2 separate regions of the Homo sapiens genome follow, and region 1 is linked to region 2. Evidence: chromatin loops called from intact Hi-C (ENCODE). Cell type or tissue: A673. All regions are shown on one strand.

Region 1 (8,000 bases), 510 kb after region 2:
TAAGAAACAAATAATTGAAGTAATAGGTAATTCCCTTTAAATCGTGCATATAGGATGGTCCCAGAAAGAATGAGATGAGGTAGAGAGCAGAGGGCTGAAAGTGAAGAAATATCAACCTCAACTCTTAAATGGCATAGCTGTCAGGAAACAAAATTTAGATATTCACTGCATGTATGTGTGCACATGTCTCTGTAAGCTCCACAGCCAGCATGCTTGTGGTAAGAATAGGTGTTCTAGTGTAGCACTAATATGGATGATTTTCCTTTCTGGAACCCCGACCATTTAAAATTTAAAGAAATCTAGGCCGGGCACCGTGGCTCATGTCTGTAATCCCAGCACTTTGGGAGGCCGAGGTAGGCAGATCACGAGGTCAGGAGATCGAGACCATCCTGGCTAACACAATGAAACCTGTCTCTACTAAAAATACAAAAAATTAGCTGGGCATGGTGGCAGGCACCTGTAGTCCCAGCTACTCGGAAGGCTGAGGCAGGAGAATGGCATGAACCCAGGAGGCGGAGCTTGCAGTGAGCCGAGATCGCGCCACTGCATTCCAGCCTGGGCGACAGAGGAGACTCCGTCCCCCCACCAAAAAAAAAAAAAAAAAAACACTAAACATAGTTTCTCTTCCCTCCACTATTCCCACATCACCTCCAACTGACTTAATATTTACAATTGCCTCTCAATGCTCTCCAAGACTTCTGGCTCTGAGAAAAGACATAGAAAGAATTCAGACCAGAAATATCTTGTGGCGTGGCTGGGAGGTCAGTGGTACAGACTTTTCTGCATTACAGAAATTGCCTTCTAAACTTCCCAGAGAACAAGCACAAATGTAGCACAGGATTTGGTTGCAAGTGGGCATGCTTATTTAAAAATTTATAAGATTAGCTAAACCCCATTCAATGGTACTAACTTTGATTTTTTTTTTTTTTTTTTTTTGAGGAGTTGAGGGAACTCATTTTTAGCTTTGGTACCGAATGGGAAACTGGTCTCCTAGAGTTTTCATTTGTAGATTTTTTTTAGTTGATGGGAGCGGGGGACAAAGCAACAGAAATTCTCTGTCGAATACACACTGCAAACTAGCATGAACCACTCATTATAAGGACAAGAGGTTTTTAGAATAAAAATAGTTATGCAAAAGTTTGGGGTTATAATTTATAATCCCTACATAAAGAAATATTAGGGAAGAATAGCTGATATTTGACACAAACAATTTTTTTTACCCCTGAGACCATCGGGACAAGAAATTATCTGTAGGCTACTTCTACACACACACACTTTTTCTATTTCAACAAGCCTAAGATGCCATTTATAAGATGCATCTTTATTTTACATGCTGCTATGAAAGAAAAAACTCTGCCAATTGTAATTCTAAGTTGCCGCTGATGGTAATGGTGCATTTAGATTCCAGAGATGATAAAAATATTTAAAATGAGTGTCTTAGAACCAAAGAAATACAATATGCATTGTTGAGTTCATTGAATAATGAGTTTGTAACATTTTATCCAGAATATTTTCAAAATTATCCATTGTTCCATAGAAATTAACTTTGTTGTAAATTAATAAATGTGTCAATAATCATATGTGAGTAACACATGCAACACGACTCTATAGATATGCAGAGTTTAGAAATGCAGAATTGAAACATTTATCCATTCCAGCCACCTCACCCAAAGGAGAAAGAAAAGTTAAAAACATAAATATTCTCTCATCAGTAATAATCTAGCAATTGAGGCAAAAGATGTGGATTGCTGGTTTTTTTCCAGAAATTATCTAAATTAGAGAAAGAACTCCAATTGTTCACTTTATTTGATACACATATGCATATTTGGTGCCTGCCAAAGTAAAGTGAACAATTTAGGCTGGTTGGTTTGGTTTTGGTTTTGGCACTGCAGATTGGATATGGTTAATTTGAATAATTTGGTTCCAAGAATCAGCTTCTCCCCCTAAATGACAGATTTTTCTCTACATGATCTAAACTGTGCCTAAACTCTTTACCTGTAGATGCTCTCATATTCACCTTCAAATACCTCTCCCTCCCCACACTGAGGACCCTATCAATCTAAGAAAACCAACCATAATTTTGAAAATAGGATTACGTTCAGAGAGAGATCAGCAATTTTCAAGGAACCAGTTAAATCTAATTTAATTAAATTTTAAAATGAAGCTAAAAATTTTTAAATTAAGTCTAATGGAAAATTTTTAACTTCAATTTAAAATTAAATTTCATGTTTCCTTGTAAGTTAGCTTGTGTTCAGACAGGCAGACACGGAGACTAATTTTTACTGCAATAGAAGTAGGCCTTGGCTGCACGTGGAAAGCACGAGGGGGAAAGGTACCCGCCAGCAGACCCAGGAGTTCTAAACATGCCCCACAGAGGCTGCACGTGCCTGTGCAGGTGTGCGTGTGTGTTTCTGTGTGCTCACACTTGCCCATGCCTCATGAGTGGCATCTGAATCCTAGCAAGCTGCAGCAGGCAGCACTCGTGGCACCTGCCAGAGTTAAGCACTGACCAAGCCCTGGTGCAGGAGAGAGCAGGGAGATGTAGAGAGGCCAGGGAGAGGAGCAAGGGAAGTGGAGAGAAGTACGACTGTGAGTTAACGTCTTTCTGGAAACCAGCTTTGCTCTTCCTTACGGTTCATGATGCCAAGCATGTGCGAATGTGAGCCGCGTGCTCAACTCTGCCTGCGGGTCTTTTTCTCACTGAAGGGAATGGTCAGCTGGGCCTGTGTCTGTTCTTTGTTCTTACCCTCCTCTTGGAACCTCTCCCCCAACCCTAGATGAATTAATCCACAAATGTCTACTCAGTGCATGCAAACTGCAGTAAGCATCTCGTTCATAAATACCTAGTTTCCACTGAATTTTCAAACCATGCAGAAGATGGTTCTGTGTGTTCGTCTTCCTGGATCACGCTCCTGGGCCACTTGAGTGGAGGCATTTTCACCTCTTCAAAACAATGTCTCAGGTCGTGGTTTCTTAACTGTGGGCAGTGTATACTGAGGTATCTGAAATAAACACAAAATTCCACTCATCATTCGCCTGTGCACTGGTTAGCAAGATGATTACAAGATACTCTAAATGTGCTCGGCGTGTTGAAACACACTTTCAGCTCCAATGACTTCAAATAGCTTATAAGTAAAACAAATAAACAGAATAATGGTGGGATTTATTTGGATTTATTCATTACGAGACTAACCAAGGCATGACATTTTCAGGCATGTCTTAATTTTTACAGGAGCAGGAAGGGCTTTCCTATCTTGATGTGTTCATCCCCCAAGCCTCAGGCAGTTATCTCTCTGGCCTGTCCCACGGCTTGAGGAGCCGACAGGGCACTGTGAGGGCTTTCGCAGCTCATGCATGGCTTGCCCCAGCTTCTACACATTAAAAGTGAAATAAATACCCAGGCCGACTCGCCTAGATTATGATCTGTGAGTTGATGTGTTAAATGAGCCCGTCGCCTTAAAGGTTATAAATGACAAGATTTTTACTATTACAAGTAATTTATAGCGATTTCCTGTTTGACGTGACAGATCCTCATGGAGAAGTCCAAATTCGTCTGCTTGACATACATTTATTTTAACACTTTACCCTTCTCCAAATTCTAGCATGTATTAACTACTGTTTGCCTAGGTGTCAATTTGTACCTGTGGGGTCTCCCTCTTGAGGCCTCAGTGGGGTCCCCTGGCCTCTATTCCAGCTGGCTGCCTGCATTTTAGCAGCTAATGTGGGTGATTACTGGCATATTTACTGTAATTTATAAAAATCACAGGAAATGACATTTTTATTAGTCACTGACTCCACCGTCACCAACTGCAATGGATGTTATGCATACAAATCCATTTTACAAAATTGTTCTTCCAAAATCAGAAGCTCTTTCCAGTCTCTAATTCTGTGGAATGATCACATTTCACTTTCACTTACCATGAACGGGATCGCGGCTGAGCTCAGAACTCAGCTTATTTCTCAGGCCTTGGAACTGTCTGTGTGGGGACTAGAATAGGGTCAGGGAAATGCTCTCAAAGACAGAGAATGATCCGGAAACATCCTGGCCTCAGTCTGAGAGTGAGCACGGCACCCACGCTTGCTATTGTCTTTACCGTTATGTGTGCCAGGATTTGTGGGACCCGTGCACACTGACACACTCCAGGGCCGTGGGCAGAGGTGGCTCCACGCAGGTCAGGTGCGGCTCGGAGAACCTAGTAGAACCCTGTTCTGCCAGTCCCTTGCTGCATGGCTCCAGGAGGCCTTGCTTCTCTGAGAAGGTTGGCAGTGGATTGAGTCTTAAAGGATGAGTAGGAATTTTCTGCTTGAGGGCAGAGAAGGCAGGGAATGTACTATGAGCAAAAATGCATGGAGTTGTAGGAGAAGATGTTGGGGTTGGGAAATTGCAAGATTTTTTGATATTGCTGGGGAGTAGGGTGCCTATGAAGGAACAGAGAAAATAAGACCAGAACCTTATTTTCCAGGAATCATATCGTAAGCCATGTGAATGCCATGCTAAAGAGTTTAGACGTCATCCTACAGACAGTGAGAAACCATGACAGATGCTAAATGGTTTTGTGTACATTGAGTATAGCTTGCTTGGAGTTACATACCAAGGGAGGAGAGACTTCAAGGAGGAAGAACTATCACTTATCTCAAAGGCCATAGGAAGTCCAGTTGGTGGAAGTTCCCAGCATGTTCATTGTGTGGGGAGAAGTAAAAGGCCTTTGTGAGCCCTCACAGGATGACTCCGGGGGGAGTGGAGGGGCAGGACCGGAAAGGAGGAGGGGCTCAGAGAACACAGCTCTGCAAGGAGCTCAGCTCAGAGTGGGGAGTGAGGGCAGCTACAGTGCTGTGGGGGCTGCAGCAGTGCAGAGAGGAGGCCAATGGCAGGAGGCACTGAGGATCCCAGAGAATGGACAACTGTGACCACAGTGTTTAATAAGAACACAGTGTGCACCAGGAGCCCAGCTGTCTGCACCTTCACAACCTCATCTAATCTTCATAGGAGCCCTGTCTCCTTTTCCTAATTGTAAATCACATAGTAAGTGTCAGCCTTGGGTTTGACCCAAGGAGTGTGACTCCACAGCTGGGCTTTCACCATGGAGCTGTGGGGCACTATTGAGGGTAACGTGGGACCAGGAGGAGTGCCTTCAGACCAAACTCGAGGGAGAACCTTTCCCTGGACAGAGGAAGGGGAGGGAGGAGGAAGGGGGCTGCTGCCTGTTAAGTTTCTGACGGTTGCTGACACATACCAGGCATGAGACACTTTAAATCTGTTATTGGCTGGGCGCGGTGGCTCACACCTGTAATCCCAGCAAATTGGGAGGCCAAGGCAGGTGGATCACGAGGTCAGGAGTTTGAGACCAGCCTGGCCAACATGGTGAAACCCCATTTCTACTAAAGATACAAAAAATTAGCTGGGTGTGGTGGCGCATGCCTGTAAACCCAGCTACTCAGGAGGCTGAGGCAGGAGAATAGCTTGAACCCAGGAAGCAGAGGTTGCAGTGAGCTGAGATCACGCTGTTGTACTCCAGCCTGGGCAACAGGGTGAGATTCCAACTCAAATAAAAAAAAAAAAAAAGAAAAAATCTGTTATTTATCCTTATTAACAAGGCTGAGGTGAGTGTTTCTCATGCCCTTGTGACAAATAAGGAAACAGGTTCAGGGAGACACAGGGAATCGGTAGGAACAGTAATATCCAAACCTGCATGGGCACGACTTGGAAGTGTCCCTGGAAGTCCGCCGTCCCACCCTCGGTGTAGCCTGTCCTGAGAGGGGGCCCTGATGATGGAGGGCACACAGGCTGCAGGCTCAGGCCCGGCCTGAGAGCTGCGCTTGCTCGGAAGAAGATGCCAAGCCATCTGGAAGAGAAGAGAAGGGCCTGGTGGGTGAATGGCTGGAGGAGGTTGCAGTTCTCAGAAATGGACGTGCTTTCTGACCAGGGAGGGGCACAAAAAAGAATCCTGGGGAGTGCTGAGGACATCACTGGTTTTTCAGACTAACCAAATGGGATGGACCGTGATGGTGTAGGGATGGCTGAGACACAGTACAGAAGCTACTGGATTCGAGGTTAGAGCCCGATGTGGCCATTTCAAGCCAGGGTGGTGAGAAGCCAACTGCATTGAATGTCTTCACTGGGGCAGCCTTGTTGAGCCCAGGGAAGATCAGCTGTGCCGTGAGTGGAGTGTAACTTGCTCTCAGGAGCATTTCGGAATCACACAGCTCTGACTGTCAGAGCTCAGCCCTGCGCCTCTAGGAGAGAGACACATATGGGGCGGAGGTAGACAGAGAGACAGAGACACAGAGGAAGAGTCAGAGAGAGAGAAGAAGAAGAACAAGAGAAGGGAAGGGAAGGAGAAGGAAGGAGAGAGAGGAAGGGAGAGAGAGAGTTTGCTGAAATGGATGGGAATGTGTTATCGCTTACAGCCCTAAATCGGAACTATCTCACAGTGCAATAATTTTTTTTCTTTTACTACGATGGCCAGTACCAAAGATCTAATGAACAAATCCCCTGCATTTGGGAACTGAGAATCAGATTTAACAAATATTTGCTGAGAACCTCTAATGGCTCAATCTTTCAAGAATATTTCCTTCTTTAGTTCTCACAGTCCTTCAAGTTATATATCATTTTTGCCATTTTCCATTTGAAGAAACCAGCTCAAAGACGTGAAGCAATTTGCTTCATGTTTACAAAGCTAGTAAGTAGCATAGTCAACGTTTGAATTAGATCATCTGACTTCAAATCAGTATCCCTATACCACAGCTACCACTGTAGGGTCTACATACGGTGTAGATCACAGTACAACTAAGGTGGAATTTCACCAACCACCAAGATGCAAAGATTGAGTGCTGTGGAGACAAAGGAAGCGATCAGTTGGAATCACTCTGTAGATCCACTGGGACTTAGAAGAGAAGAGGTTGAACAGCAGTGGACTCTGGGAGGGTTGACATTGGCAAAAACCCAAGGGCAAATTTGATTTACTTAAATCAGGTCATGGCTTAAAATGAACATCTTTGTTGTAAGCCCAAGATGTCAAATTGACCTCTGTGACTCCTGGAATAGTCTAAAATGGGAGTTCCATGGACACTATCAGCCCCTTTGACACTGTGGTGAAGCCTCTGAACCCCTTCTCAGGATAATGTTTCTAAATGCACAAAATACAGTGCATATAAGGAACTGATTCGTTATTTTGAAAACTGGTAAGTAAAGGGAAAGATTGTAGCATGTGCATTCTGGTTTCTGTACTAACTCTACCACTGGGTAACCTAATAGTCAAGAAGACATATTTTTTCCTTTGTAGAAGTATTATAGCTAATACATTACAGTAATGATAGAATTTGAAAAAGCATTTCGCATCTCCTAATTAACGAATGGATTCACGCATTAACCCTCAATGGCACCAACTCCCGGAAGTCACGCTGCTTCCCTTTTGCCCTTGAATCAAACCTGAACAGTATCAGGACTCTGAGGCCAACTGTCAGTTCCCAGAAAAGTCACGGAAGAGGCAATGATAAAGGATACCACGGATGCAATTGGCAACCCAGACCGTGGGAAACTCTGCATGGTAAATAACCCTCTTTTTTTTTTTTTCCAAAGAATTCCAAAAAGAGAGACAGAAGAGTGAGATTGTAATTAAATTCTTTAATAATCATAATTTCTTACTAATGGCATGTGTGTGCCTGCCATTGGAAGGAGATTTTGCAGCTGCCACCTTCGTTTCATTTTCTGCTTTGATTTTTGTGGGGTACTTGCTTTTATACTGCAGCAAATGTCAAAACCCAGATTCACAGAGACAAGGCTGCTGCCATGAGGGTTGTAGCCCTGTCTCATATGGAACCATGAACCATATCGGGCTACTAGTTTGTGCGGTGTCCACAGACAACAGTTATCACTGTGTTTCCCTTGAACATTGAAAATATCAATGTTGTTGGCACCCCTGTGAGCTTGCTGTGAGGTCCCAGGGTACCTTGGCACACAGGGAGCAAAGTGTCGCCTAAGTTATACAAGCAGGTGCCCT
Region 2 (8,000 bases):
TGTGAAAATGGACTAATACAGTAAATCATTATATTTGAAGTGAGCTTTTTATAGACAGCATGTAATTGAGTTGTGCTGCTTGCTAATCTTTTTTTAATTGGTATATTTATGTCATTTACATTTGAGGTAATTATTGATATTTTAGGCCTTAAGTCTGCCATTTTATTATTTGTGTCTGTTTTTTCTGTTTCTTATTCCTTTGTTTCTCTTTTCTGCCTTGAATCACTTGAACTTTTTTTTAGAAATATATCTGAATTTATCTATAACAGTTCTTCAGTATATCACTTTGTGTAACTTTTCTAGCACTTGCTCTAGGTGCTGTAGTGCACATAAATAAATTATCTTAGGCTACTGTATTAACGTTTCACCACTTCAAGTCAAGCCTTGAAATGCTGCTTGTGTTAGGCCCTACCCTACCCACTTTTAAAATATGATTGTCTCAAGTTTTTACTCTACATACATTGCACAGCACACCAGATGGGGTTGTGTTTTTGTTTATTTGTTTGTTTGTTTTTTTGACAGAGTCTCTTCTGTTGCCCAGGCTGGAGTGCAGTGGAACGCGATCTTGGCTTACTGCAACCTCTACCTCCTGGGTTCAAGCAATTCTCCTGCCTTAGCCTCCTAAGTAGCTGGGATTACAGGTGGGTGCCACCATGCCTGGCTAATTTTTGTGTGTTTTTCTTTTAGTAGATAAGGGGTTTCACCATGTTGGCCAGGCTGGGGTTATGTTTTGTTTTTGTTTTTGTTTTTTTTTTTTGCTTTAACCATAAAATATTATTTAAGAAACTCATGAGATAAAGAATAGTTTATTGGCTGGGCGCGGTGGCTCATGCCTATAATCCCAGCGCTTTGGGAGGCTGACGCAGGCAGTTCACCTGAGGTCAGGAGTTTGAGACCAGCCTAATCAACATGGAGAAACCTTGTCTCTACTAAAAAATACAAAATTAGTCGGGCATGGTGGTGCATGCTGTTAATAGCAGCTACTTGGGAGGCTGAGGCAGGAGAATTGCTTGAACCCGGGAGGCAGAGGTTGCAGTGAGCTGAGATCGCGCCATTGCACTCCAGCCTGGGCAACAAGAGTGAAACTCCATCTCAAAAAAAAAAAAAAAAAAAAGGAATAGTTTTATTGCTCTTCTCTTATTGATGAAATTTTGGTCTTCTTTTTTTGGGACTGAGTTTCACTCTTGTTGCCCAGGCTGGAGTATAGTGGCAAAATCTTGGCTCACTGCAAGCTCTGCCTCCCAGGTTCAAGTGATTCTTCTGCTTCAGCCTCACGAGTAGCCGGGACTACAGGTGCACGCCACCACACCTGGCTAATTTTTGTATTTTTAGTAGAGACAGGGTTTCCCATGTTGGCCAGGCTGGTCTCAAACTCCTGATCTCAGGTGTCCACCTGCCTCAGCCTCCCGAAGTGCTGGGATTACAGGTGTGAGCCACTGTGCCCAATCAATTTTTGGTCTTCTTTTAACATTTTCTTTCTGTTCAGCAGGTTTCTTTCAGCCCATTTCTGTTAGTTTTCCTTTGTCTGAGAATGTCTTTATTTCCCTTTTACTCCTGAAGACTCATTTTGCCAGGTCTCGGATTTGCAGCCGACAGTCTTTTTCTTTCAGCTCCTTTCCTCCTGGACTCCATGGTTTCAGATTTCTAAGCTTGCTTCTTTGTCTTTGAAAAGGTTTTATTCTGATGTGACTTGGTGTGAATTTGTGGGGGTTTATCCTAACTGGCATTCTCTCAGTTTCCTGAATCTGTAGATTTATGTCTTTTGCCAAATCTGGAAAGTTTTCAGATATAATTTCTTTTCAGCCCCACACTCTCCTTTCCTATGGGACTCTAATGCTGTGAATGTTAGATCTTTTCTTACTGCCCCATAGACCCTGAGGCTCTGTTCATTTTTTTTAGTCCATCTTCTTTCTGTTGTTCAGAGTGTAAATGTTATTGCTCAGTCTTCATGTTCACTGGTTCTAACCTCTTTCGTCTCCATTCTGCTATTAAGCTCATTTAGCATGTTTTCATTTCTGTTATTTTACTTTTCAGTTCTATAATTTCTACTTGGTCCTTTTAAAATAATTTCTCGTTTTTGCTAAGTTTCCTATTTGTTCATTTATTTCAACTGAGTTCATAATTGTTTGTTGAAGCATTGTTGTGGCTGCTTTGAGCATCTTATAACTCCACCTTCTGATTTACTTTACTGTGGTGTCAGCTGATTGTCTTTTCTTATTCAAGTTGTGTTTCTCCTGCTTCTTGTTGTGACAAGCAATATTTGCTTGTATCCTGCACACTTTTAATATTATGCCAAGATTCTTGATCCTATTTAAGTTTCTGATTTTTAACAGACAGTAGCTTTGTTTAGGTTCAGTGTATAGGACCTGGCCTATTTTTGTGAACTGTAATTCCAGTAACAATTTGGTTTTCAGAGCCTTGCAAGGCTAATCTGGTCTAGTTCAGATTTCAGCAAGGTGTAATTTTTTAATGAACATCTATTCATTTTGTAATTAGAAAAATAAAAACTCACTGTACACATGCATCTTATATACAACATGTTAGTATGGATGACACCAGGGCCAAGTGAATACCAGAGTCAAGAACCAAGAGTCAAGGCCATAGGAGAAGAAACAAGTCATACAGTTCAGGGGTGACAGTGGCAGGCAGGACTATCTGACATTCCCAGGTAGCAACAGTTTGTGGGCATGAGGCCTCTGTGCACACTGGGTTATATAACACGTGCTTATTTCAAAGGCACCATCTAGCATCTGAGAGGTGTTTGCCTAGAGGCCAGCCTTGGATTCAAATTTAGGACTTGTGGCTCTGAAGCCACAATGTTACTGGTTGCAAAGTAAGATACAAGATAAAACAATCTTAATTAATTAATTTTACACTTTTAAAAAACAGCTACTAGAAATTTTACTTTAAACCCGTGAAACTCATTTGTGATGCACAGGGTTTCTTGTGCTGTGGAGATGAGACCATCTCTGTTTGCCGAATCAATAAATCTCTACAGCCGGAGCTTTATTAAGTACTACTATTGAAATAATTGGATAAATTTAGATTCTCTATTTTCCCATTAATCTTGGATTAGTTTTAATATATAAAATAATGCAATCCTGACATATGTATAATGCTAAATTAAGGTTCATTTAAAAACAGACTCAGTATGCTAAAGTGAATCTCTCTATTGATCTTATTCATGTAATCTTGAAAAAGTTCATATATTGAAATCTACAAATAAAAATTCCATACCCTCTTTTACTGCTGCCATTTTTACATGCCTGCCAGGTATTTTTTAAACCTCTCAAAATCCTGCAAGTGAAATCTACTTTGAGGATTGGAACACGGAAGTCCAAAGCAGTATCTCGCTCGGAGTCGTCTCTGGCACTGGGATTTCACCAGGACTTTCTGAAGGGCTTTGCAGGGCACCTTGCAGCCTCCAACGTTCTCTTGCTCGTGCAGGGTGGAACGAGCTCCTCCGCATTCTGAAAACCGCCTTTTTCAGTCAGGCAAAGATTGTGGACCACGATCAAATAGACTCATTTGTAGAACTGGGAGAACCCTCCTAATCATCTGACAGTTACTCTTAGATTTCGTCTCTGAAATCGGTTGCGATTCCCGCTGGACGGCAGGGGGCAGCACCAGGCCGCCTCAGGGCCGGACCCGCGCGGGCGGTGCCGCCGCTTCCCCTCAGGCGGCCGGTGTGGGTGGGGCAGCCCGTGGCCTGGGCGGAGTCGGGAAGGGCCTGGCGGGCAAGAGCCTCAGACTGAGGGAAGGAGAGGGCGCCTTTCCGCGCTTCTGTTTCCCTAGAGGAAGGAAAGAAGTTGAGAAAATTCAGAGCCAAATGTAGATTTTCTCGAGTGCCTCATTCCCCACAGCGATCTTGCTGGTAACCGGGAGTGTGTTTTTTCTGCATCAAATGCTCAAATGCGGTCTTCCAAAATGTTTCCGACTGCGGCAGGAATTTCAAACGAAATCCTCGGAGCTAGAAGAAGAGTTACAGAAAATCGCGAATTTCCAGGCAACACGCCAGGGATTTGGGGAAGAGAACAGTAAAACGTAACAGAAATAGCAGCTTCCTGACACGGTGGAAGTCATCTGGTGAAGATTTTTTATACATTTTATATCGACTTTTTAATCTCCTAATTTATGAGTAAAGTGTTAACCTAAGAAGTAAGAATGCATTTTGTAGCTCATCATTGTTTAAATAGAGGCTTTGAAATTCAGCCCGTCTCGGTGATTGTAGCCGCCATTACAAAGTGGCTGCGGGAGGGGTCTGGCCTCTGCTCAGCCACTCACTGCTGTGTGATCTTGGGCAGAGCACTTGATGTCTCTGAGCCCGTCTCCTGAAGCCCAAAGCCAGGCTGTAATATCTGTGTCGGCTGTTCCGTGAGGAAAGATGCCTCATCTCTAGCTCTTCCTCAAGGCTATGAATATAATCAAAGGCGGATGCTCAGGGCTGTGAATAAGAGTTCAGTGACGCAGCGTTTTATCCAGTGCATTCCTCTTCCCAGGCGTCTGTGACATCGTCTTACCGACCAGCTGCCCCACTCTGGGACATTTACATCGCTTTGCAGTGGCCGCACTGACGGTCGACAGCTGCGCCAGGACTTAAGGCTCCAGCCTGGTCCCCTCCTTGCTTCCCAGCACTGCCTGGTCAAATGGTGGAGGACAAAGTGGAGGCAGAAGACGGAGGCGCAGCTGACACGTGGACTAAGGGCTCTCCAGGCATTCCGACTTCTGAAGAGGTGGCTGACAGCCTGAGCTCCATGGAAAGGTTGGGATAAAGAGCCTGTGTGATTGTCTACTCCAAATTCATGACTTTACAGATGGGCTTCAGCCAATGGTTTGGGTCCCAAGCTGTTGTTATTATTATTATTATTATTATCATTATCATTTAAGACAGTCTCGCTCTGTCACCCAGGCTGGAGTGCAGTGGTGCGATCTTGGCTCACTGCAGCCTCCGCCTCCCGGGTTCAAGTGATTCTCCTGCCTCAGCCTCCCGAGTAGCTGGGATTACAGGTGCCTGCCACCAGGCCCGGCTAATTTTTTTGTATTTTTAGTAGAAACGGGGTTTCACCATGTTGGCTAGGCTGGTCTCAAACTCCTGACCTTAAGTGATCTGCCCGCCTCGGCCTTCCAAAGTGCTGGGATTACAGGCATAAGCCACCGTGCCCGGCCCCAAGCTGCTTTTAGAATGGCTTTTACTTTCTTATATGTAATAGCGAAGAATTTAAAAATGTAAAGACAAGCCAGATGTCATGTTTGAAGAGGGAAATTAATCCCATAAAGAGCAGCACATCCATGTGATGGGGTATTAGGAGGCCCTCAATAGCCAAGGGTTAGCCTTTTTGATGACATAGAAAAATATGAGATATGATATTGAGTGAAAAGGGAGGTTATAAAATATCATGTGTAGTGCAATCACAAGTGTATGCACACACGCGGTGGAGAGAGACTGGGTGGACAGCACTAACCCATTACCAGGGCTGTCTCCTGACTTTTATCCTTTGGGTATTTTTTGTGGTTTCCAAATTTTTCAATGCACATTTATTATCTTAGGAGCAGGAAAAAACTTATTTTTGCCAATGAAATAAAAATAAATTTGGGCCAGGCATGGTAGCTCACTTCTGTAATTACAGCACTTTGGGAGTCTGAGGTGGGTGGGTTGCTTGAGCCCAGGAGTTCGAGACCAGTCTAGGCAACATGTCAAGACCTCATCTCTACAAAAAATTAAAACATGAGCTGGGTATGGTGGCATATGCCTGTAGTCCCAGCTACTCAGGAGGCTGAGGTGGGAGGATTACTCGAGTCTGGGAGGTCAATGCTGCAGTGAGCCGTGATGACACCACTGCACTCCAGCCTGGATGACAGAGTGAGACCCTGTCTCAACAACAAAACAAACAAGTGTGTTGGTGAATATTTGAAGATAGTTTCTCAAACTAAAAGATACCCAAAGAAAACCTTGGAAATATAAAAAGAATGCATGAATTGAAAACAAAAAGCCATAATACAAGACTCTAAAGATCTGGAATGAAACCTAATAAGAGACTGGTAGGTCAAATGAGAGCAAAGCATTTGAATTTGACTGGATTGTTTTCTCACTGGAAATAGTGATTCTATGAGTTCACCATTAACACATTTTTTGACTGGAAAACTGCTATAGGATCCCAGGGAGGACTAAATTTGAACAGAGGAAGTGGACAGTGTTGCAGTCTCTGTTCTAGCTCTTGCTTCTAGAATAGGAGAGTTAAGAGCACCAATTTGGGATGAAGAAAGCAGAAAGCAATTATCGATATCAATCAAGAGAGCAGAACAGCCTCTCTCCCTCCATCCTCCCTCTGCCCTCTTCTCCCTTCCTCCTTCTCTGCTTTCCTTTCACTCTGTGTATGTTAGCTTTGGCCCCATTCCATAAGCCGAGATAAAAATGCTAGGCATGATAAATTTGTGACTGTTACTAACATTTAGGATTTTTTTTTTGAGATGGAGTTTCACTCATGTTGCCCAGGCTGGGTGCCATGGCGCGATCTCAGCTCACTGCAACCTCTGCCTTCCGGGTTCAAGCAATTCTCCTGCCACAGCCTCGCAAGTAACTGGGACTACAGGCGCATGCCACCATGCCTGGCTAATTTCTTTTGTATTTTTAGCAGAGACAAGGTTTCACCGTGTTGGCCAGGATGGTCTCGATCTCCTGACCTTGCGATCTGCCCACCTCAGTCTCCCAAAGCACTGGGATTACAGGCGTGAGCCACCACACCTAGCACATTTAGGACCGTTATATGGAATTCTTCATATCTTCTAAGTTTTAAAAAAACAAAATCTACCAAATATTAGAGATTTAGTAGTTAAATAAAATCATTAGGAAAGAGCAAAGACTTGCCCAGTTTTAGGTGGAGTAAATTCTGGAACTTTTAATACAAAGATAGGCTGGGAAACTGCAAAGATAACTTTGCGGTTCTTCTTGTATGCAAATCTGTGATCATGGATGGAGAAGCCTGGAGGAGAATCGGAAGGCAAGGTCAAACTTTATGGGTTGTGATCCATTTGGTTCTTTCAGTAAGAATCCACAATTGATAAAATACTAGAGTTTGTGTTTCTTAGCTGAGAATGCAGGCGCGAGGAAGTAAAATGATTTCTTCTCGTCAGTAGTAGAGCCACCTAACCCCAGTCTTCGGCCTCAAGCTCTTTCTGTGCTTTATTAAATCAGCTGCTTTTTAACAGAAAACCGACTTTGCACACCAGACTATAATGCAGGTCTTGCTTTGGGAATATTTACATGGTAATCTTATAGTCACATTATACACTAAATAAATGTTAGCTGGGCCATTTGTGTAGAAATATAACTTGTGCAAAATAAAACCGTTAATGTGTAAAACACATGATGGGGGAGTTTCTTGGTTTTGAGTGTCTGCCTCAAATTATACAGACTCATCTGTAAATTCCAGCTGTATCTTTCAAAATACATTCAAGCTAACGTTCGGTAAAATGAACACTTAGCAGTGGCAGTGCATGGTTGGTCACTAGCCCACTCAATTGTTTTGTGAGGCAGATGAAATATAAAAATATGACAAAGAACAAATGTTTTCCTCTCCTATGCAGAGGTGAACTGAAGCCTGCTGCCGCCAGGGTAATTTATAACATATATTTATAGAAATAAATGGCCCGTCTGGGCATTCATGTGTTTCAAATCAATCATGGAGTACAATGCTCAGTGCCGAGGGAAAAGAGAGTTATTCAGAAGGTCTTTTGAGACCTCCTCTGACCACGGTGGTGGCTCACGGAAGAGTTTGCAGCTGCAGGTTCTGTGGTGGACAGAGGCTCTCCATCTTTATATTATTAATCTGGGTGAAGCGCTTTGTTCAAGCAGAAGGGGAATAAGCGCTCTAATCATCCGGAAACTCATTAACTTCTTTCTTTCAAATGTCTTATCAGATTTCTCCCTTGATGCTTTCCTCTAATTCCTTAGGACTGAAGGGCTAAAGACACTGGAGAGTGTATTAAAATATATTAAGCAA

The links. Peaks named below come from ENCODE experiments on the same cell type or tissue, not always from the same donor. Only the 100,000 strongest peaks of a DNase experiment are listed, where the experiment ranks them.
Region 1: a loop joins it to region 2, with 6 times the contacts of the local background. A loop is called at or near these places in 2 of 110 quality-filtered maps.

Annotation. Positions count from the first base shown.
Region 1 is chr13:112,093,318-112,101,317 of GRCh38, reverse strand. SOX1-OT (SOX1 overlapping transcript) reads right to left here. Exons shown (of 4, transcript NR_120392.1): 2 at 5,687-5,843; 3 at 2,844-3,002. Among named protein-coding and RNA genes, the nearest start is that of LINC00404, 9.3 kb to the left of the region's middle. In A673, no CTCF peak of the experiment used is centred here; DNase peaks (open chromatin) are centred at 3,407 and 3,827; H3K4me3 peaks cover 1,131 bases; H3K27ac peaks cover 3,464 bases.
Region 2 is chr13:112,602,191-112,610,190 of GRCh38, reverse strand. It overlaps a transcript of TUBGCP3 not described here. Among named protein-coding and RNA genes, the nearest start is that of TUBGCP3, 18 kb to the right of the region's middle. RefSeq lists silencers at 3,507-3,736, 3,767-3,816. In A673, a CTCF peak has its summit at 3,617 (motif pointing right); a DNase peak (open chromatin) is centred at 3,690; H3K4me3 peaks cover 840 bases; H3K27ac peaks cover 360 bases; H3K27me3 peaks cover 517 bases.